Regions from separate parts of the Homo sapiens genome. Here region 1 is linked to region 2. Evidence: chromatin contacts called from ENCODE Hi-C or POLR2A ChIA-PET data. All regions are on one chromosome and are shown on one strand. The core of a region is the stretch at or near the end of the contact, and the rest is flanking DNA. Distances in the headings are between cores, read along the strand shown.

Evidence for each region. Hi-C counts contacts between places; a loop is a spot of excess contacts on that map. ChIA-PET counts read pairs that join two places held with the same protein, here RNA polymerase II (POLR2A). Pooled maps may share reads with other maps.
Region 1: a loop to region 2 is called in a pooled map, with 2.8 times the contacts of the local background. The contact joins the enhancer-like site here to the promoter of CCR6 in region 2. A Hi-C loop is called at or near these places in 1 of 37 single-sample maps with no recorded cell type and 2 of 50 pooled maps. POLR2A ChIA-PET finds 5 or more read pairs at or near these places in 2 of 52 experiments (GM12878 and Panc1).

What each region holds. Positions count from the first base shown.
Region 1 is chr6:167,831,760-167,834,559 of GRCh38, reverse strand. The region is part of intron 1 of AFDN (afadin, adherens junction formation factor); the gene reads right to left. Among named protein-coding and RNA genes, the nearest start is that of AFDN, 6.2 kb to the right of the region's middle. Within about 2 kb of position 1,544, at least 4 of the 41 ENCODE cell types and tissues checked have a DNase peak (open chromatin) inside an H3K27ac peak, as active enhancers do; they include GM12878, where a contact is called at or near this core.
Region 2 is chr6:167,121,720-167,124,419 of GRCh38, reverse strand. It overlaps CCR6 (C-C motif chemokine receptor 6), which reads right to left and starts at 1,324. Exons shown (of 3, transcript NM_031409.4): 1 at 1,197-1,324.

The DNA of each region.
Region 1 (2,800 bases), core at 295-2,794, 710 kb before region 2:
TGTTTTCATGGTGTGATGCACCGTGACTTGTTATTCAAGATGTAGTCCAGTGTTCCATCTATCACGTTTTATACCTTTCGAAAAAAAAAAAAAAAAAAAAAACCGAAACAACAACAACAACAAAAATCATTCCAATTAATGGCATTCACAGCAACCTGGATGGGACTGGAGACTATATTCTAAGTGAAGTAACTCAAGAATGGAAAACCAAACATATGTTCTCGCTCCTAAGTGCGAGCACTTATGAGGATACAAAGGCCTAAGAATGACACAATGGACTTCGGGGACTCGGGGAAAAGGGTGGGAAGAGGATGAGAGATAAAAGACTACTAACTGGGTTCAGTGTACACTGCTAGGGTGATGGATGCACTAAAATCTCACAAATCACCACTAAAGAACTTACTCAAGTAACCATATACCTCTTGTTCCCCAAAAACCTACAGAAATAAAAAATTTAAAAAAAAATTCCAAGTTTTTCCCAATGAAATTAATGTAAAAAGTGTAATGTAATGTAACCTAATAACTCATTAAAAAGCTCGTGTAAAATCATATTATTGAAAAACAAATGTTCTTTGCAACCTATGTAAAATCATGGTATACTGTATGAGCATCTAGGAGTCTGCAGCACTCAGAAGTTTATTTGGATAATAATAACAATATTTAAAATAACATATTTGAAAGATATGTCCTCAATCTATGAATTTTATACTAAGCATGTTTATAAGAGATTATAAAACTTAAAAATACAATGTTTTTAAAACAGTGGATAGTGTCTGAGAGTGACCATATTGTTACTCCCATTTCATTTTCTCTACTTAACATACAGAACCGAAGTCAAAGAGGAGGAGGGAAACTGGCAACCTCAAAGCTCAGTACCAAAAGCTGGTTAACAGTGAAAAAATTGACAGAATTTTTGTTGGTTCTCCTATAAAAAAATCAGGAACTAGAATAATAAGTAGACCACAATGGAAAGTACCACTATGAGCAAACAAGAATAAAGAGAAAGCAAATTCTTGGAAGAACCAAAAGTTTTAAGTCTGCAAAGAGCAGAAACCGCCTGATTTTCCTTTAATAGAACATGTATGAACTCAAGCAAGAGAACTTGCTAGGATTCTGAATAGAACAGCCCACTGCACCACTCAGCCAATAAAACACCCCCCAAACAACAAACAAATGAGCATTTTTTTCACGGATCATAATGTTGGGTCAACCTTTCTTCTATTCTGAAAATCAAAGGCACTTTCAGGTGGAGTTTTAGGAGGCAAGGCACGACTTCCTAATTTGGAAACAACCTATCCTGCTGTTGTTACTATAGTCAGTGGCAGAGCTAGACTAGAGCTAGCCTCAACTGCAATATGTACTTTTCAGCCTGCTTCCACCCTACCGAAGAGGAAGATGGTTTTTAAAACACCCACAAAAAAGTCTGAATATTCTGTGAAAATGGTCTTGTCCTGTCAGCCTAGGTCAGTCAGGCACTAATAAACTTCAGGAAGTTTGAAACTGCAGAAACTGAAAAAACAGTGCCAGCAAGTCCAACCTGTTCATACCTAGAGTTAAAGGAGACAACTCCAGTTTATGGCTGTTGTCCTGGTATAATTATTAATAGTGCCCACTTGTACTCACAGGGTTCCACATAGCCACTCTAACTACAAAGGAGTGACGCTTACAAGGTAAAGCAAGTTGTGTATATTCAGCCTAAAAACACAGCAAAGTGTAAACATGTGCAACCAAGGTTGACATTGCTTATTTTCTGTAAGCCATACAATTTTAACATTAAATTTCTTGTGAGCAAAAGCACAAAAATTTTGGCTCTTTTCCAGCCATAGTAAACTATTCCATTTCAGTTCCTCAAAAGAGTTTCACTCATGACATACATGCATAAATTTGTAAGTATAAAACTTCAAATTATCCTTTTTGGAAATACACTGGGAAAATACCTTCCTGCTTGTATTTGAACCACCTCTCTATATGCTTATTCTCACTTTATTAAGCACATTCACTTTCTAAATTAAATTCTAATATGGTTTTGGTCAATCACATATGTCAAAATGATTAGTGAATTTTATGTTCTTATGGTTGCTAGAATAAAATCTCAACCAGATGACTTCAGCTAGGCAAAGATCTCCCTTGCCACCTCTCAGCCTGCTTTAGCCCAGTTACACACAACGAGAAATGTTCAGAAAAATCTTCTACTCATTAACAAAGACGGTACAATTCTTAGAACACGCACACTCCTGCTATGAACTCCCACATAGAGAGACACGAACTGGAAGCCCACCGGTAGATTTTTCAGGCCCTATCAGCACATCAGCGTTAGCCAACTCCGACATGCCCAGAACTGGTTAAAGGGTCTGTGGGATTTGGCACACTGCTCAGTATCCAACTTACAAGTGTAAATGTAGGTCAGACAGATACATTTGATCTCTGTCTTAAGTATCTACAAGGTGAATGGGTATATCCTATATACTATCAGCCAGAAAACTAACAGAAATAGCAAACATTTGAACAACAGCAGAAATCAAGACTCAATCTAACCTGAAAATAATTTTCAAATGAGTTCAGTCTCATATGTTCAATAACTGCTACCTGCATATACATTTTATTTATAATAAAGAAACATGTTTATATCAAAATAAATGCTATCCTACTTATTAGTACACACTGTCTGACATTACACCAAAATTCAAGTCTGGTAAAACTGTTTATAAACAAATTAGTCTATGCTACCAGATTAACCAACACCTAGAAATAATGCTTTATACACTACAATTGCTCAATCAAATCCTTAATGACAATCATA
Region 2 (2,700 bases), core at 75-2,574:
TAGATAAGCATCAGTGGAGCTGAAACTCTAGGCTGGCTTCCTTCTGCTTTTGAATGAGAGTGGCTAAGGAGGAGACCAGGAGGTTTGATTTTTTTTTTGTTTTCCCCCGGTGATTTGTTTATTAAGCTTCTGTGGGTTGGTTTTTTTTTTTTTTCAGTTCCTTTAATTTCTTTGGAAGTTTGCTTTTATGTTTTCTGTTTTATTTGCAGAAATTACATCTTTAACCATTTAAAGAATAGCTTTAGTTATGGCCTTGCATTTTTGTTTTTCTTTATAAAGCTGATCTCTACAATATCTATGTCCTGCTGCTAAGTGGACTTTGGAGCTGATCTCCGGCTGGAGTGCAGTAGCGTGATCTCGGCTCACTGCAACCTCCGCCTCCCAAGTTCCAGTGATTCTCCTGCCTCAGCCTCCCAAGTAGCTGGGATTACAGGCACATGCCACAATGCCTGGCTAATTTTTGTATTTTTAGTAGAGACGGGATTTTACCATGTTGGCCAGGCTGGTCTCGAACTCCTGACCTCAGCTGATACACCCAGCTTGGTCTCCCAAAGTGCTGAGATTACAGGTATGAGCCACTGCACCTAGCCTGGCTCCCTTTAATATCATTGTGTATTATTTTCTGGTCATAAGATACTGCCTTCATAATCACAGTGGCATTGGCAGCCCTCATGAGAGCTTTGCAACTGAGACTTGTTGAAATTTCCACCTTGTCAATTTCTCTTAACTCCCCCTCACAAGCTCCTTCCTGCTCAATCTTAGGCTGTCCGGGATGCCCACTCATCAGCCTTCATTGCATAAATGACTTACTGCCTCCAAAATATTTCTTAGCTTAATTTTTTTGTTTTCCAAAATCTTTCAGTGTATTTGATCAAATAAAGAATCACATTCCTCTCCAGACTGATGCCCTGAGGATATCTCCTGTATGAGGAGCAAGTACCCAGACCATCACCGAAGCTCCAGTGCAGGGAGCGAGTATGAAATCCCTTACTATACACTTAGAGGAAAAGTGGGCTTCCTAAAACCATAAAGTCAATGCTTTCAGGAAAGGAAGTCTGTGTCGTTAAGCATAAACATGGTCAATATGCCAGCATTCTGGAAGATTAATGAGTAAAACAGTCCCATTCCTGTCAGACTAGGGGATCAAAGAAGTTACATTTTTGAAAGAAAAGTCTCAGGGGCCTTGGCATGCTCACCTCAGGCAGTGCTCTGATCCACTCCCTTCAGCCTCACTCCGGGCCCCACAATCTGATGACTCCAGCTCACCAATGTGATGACCATCTGTCAATAAGATGCAGCTTCTAGCAGTCATTAAGAAAAAAGCGGTGAGCTACTAGAATTGCCCAAAAGCAAGTTCTGGATTGCCACTTCCTATTGAAAAGTAACGCCTATTTGCCCAAATGCAAATGGTTAACCATGTATATCCTGTAGGGTATTGAGTAATCGTAGGATCCCTGGAATCAAAGTCCAACCAATGGTAAAGTGATAAGAAAAAGAGAGGCATTGAACTCCCCAGAGGAAGACAGCCTTTGCATGGTTTTCAATTTGCAGCAATGAGTTTGTACCCAAACTTTCATACTCCTTTACCTGGTTATCTCCTGGGAGCAAGGAGTCTCTGCAAGCCGACTGGGAAGATTTGGGAACGTTTGCAAGAGGCCGTGTGAGTTAAAGACATGGGCCGGGAGCACTTTTGTGTGGAGTCAGTCAGTCCTGGCCCCACCCCGAAAGCTGTGCAGCCACAGAAGGGCCACTGAGCCCCAGCAAGCCTCGGTTTCCTCTTTCAGAAGAAAGACCATGACAGCTCTAACCTCAGAGGGTTCCGAGAAATAGCCATGCCCGTCCACGGAAGCCGAGGAGCAGCGCCTGAAGGAGAGGTGGTTCTCCATGCATCTCAGCTATTATTACAAGATACTTTGAGAGCAACAGAGGAGCTCCTCAATCAAAAGCGGGCACCTAATCTTCATGTGGCACAGAGACAGAATCTCTGGGTGACGATGCGGGTCACTGCCCTGTCTTTAGACATATCAAGGAAAGCAGCTGACGACAAGTCACTCAGAAATTTATTTGTAGATGCAAGTGCTTAAAAAATAGAAAAGAACCCTAGAATCACAAGGCTGTTCGCACCTGGGTTGCTGTGAACCACGTCTCAGGAAATAACAAAAGTTTTACAGACAATAGGTTCGTGATCAATTCTCAGCCAGCCTGATGGACTCACACTTTCTCCACTTCCCAGTGCACTGTGCCTCCCCACCCCCAGGCTGCCCACGAGGCTCCACTGCCCGCTGCCCAGCTCTGCTCTATCTTGACCACACCTCACCTGGGTCGCTCCTTCCTGCAGAGCCCTGAGCTCCACGTCCTCACGCCTGAGTGAGCCTGAGAAGCTGGAGCGCACCCCTTATCATCTCTCTGGGGAACCAGCTAGACACAGCAGGACCTGTGTCCTGCTCAACCCCACTGGCCATTTTCCCGGGTTTGTCCAGGGTCCCCTCCAAAGACTCTGCTGGCCCCAGTGGCTCCCCCTTACTGGATAAAAGAAGGGCCTTTTCTGTTTGAAGTGCTTGCAGACCTATGGTCACGGGGTCCTCTTGCTGCCATCATTCCTCTCCCTGCCTTACAACAATCCTTCCAAACAAAGCCTCTCCTGACTAAGTCCTGGCTGTTTTCCTCTAACAGAGCTCACAACTTCCTTCACTCTGGGTG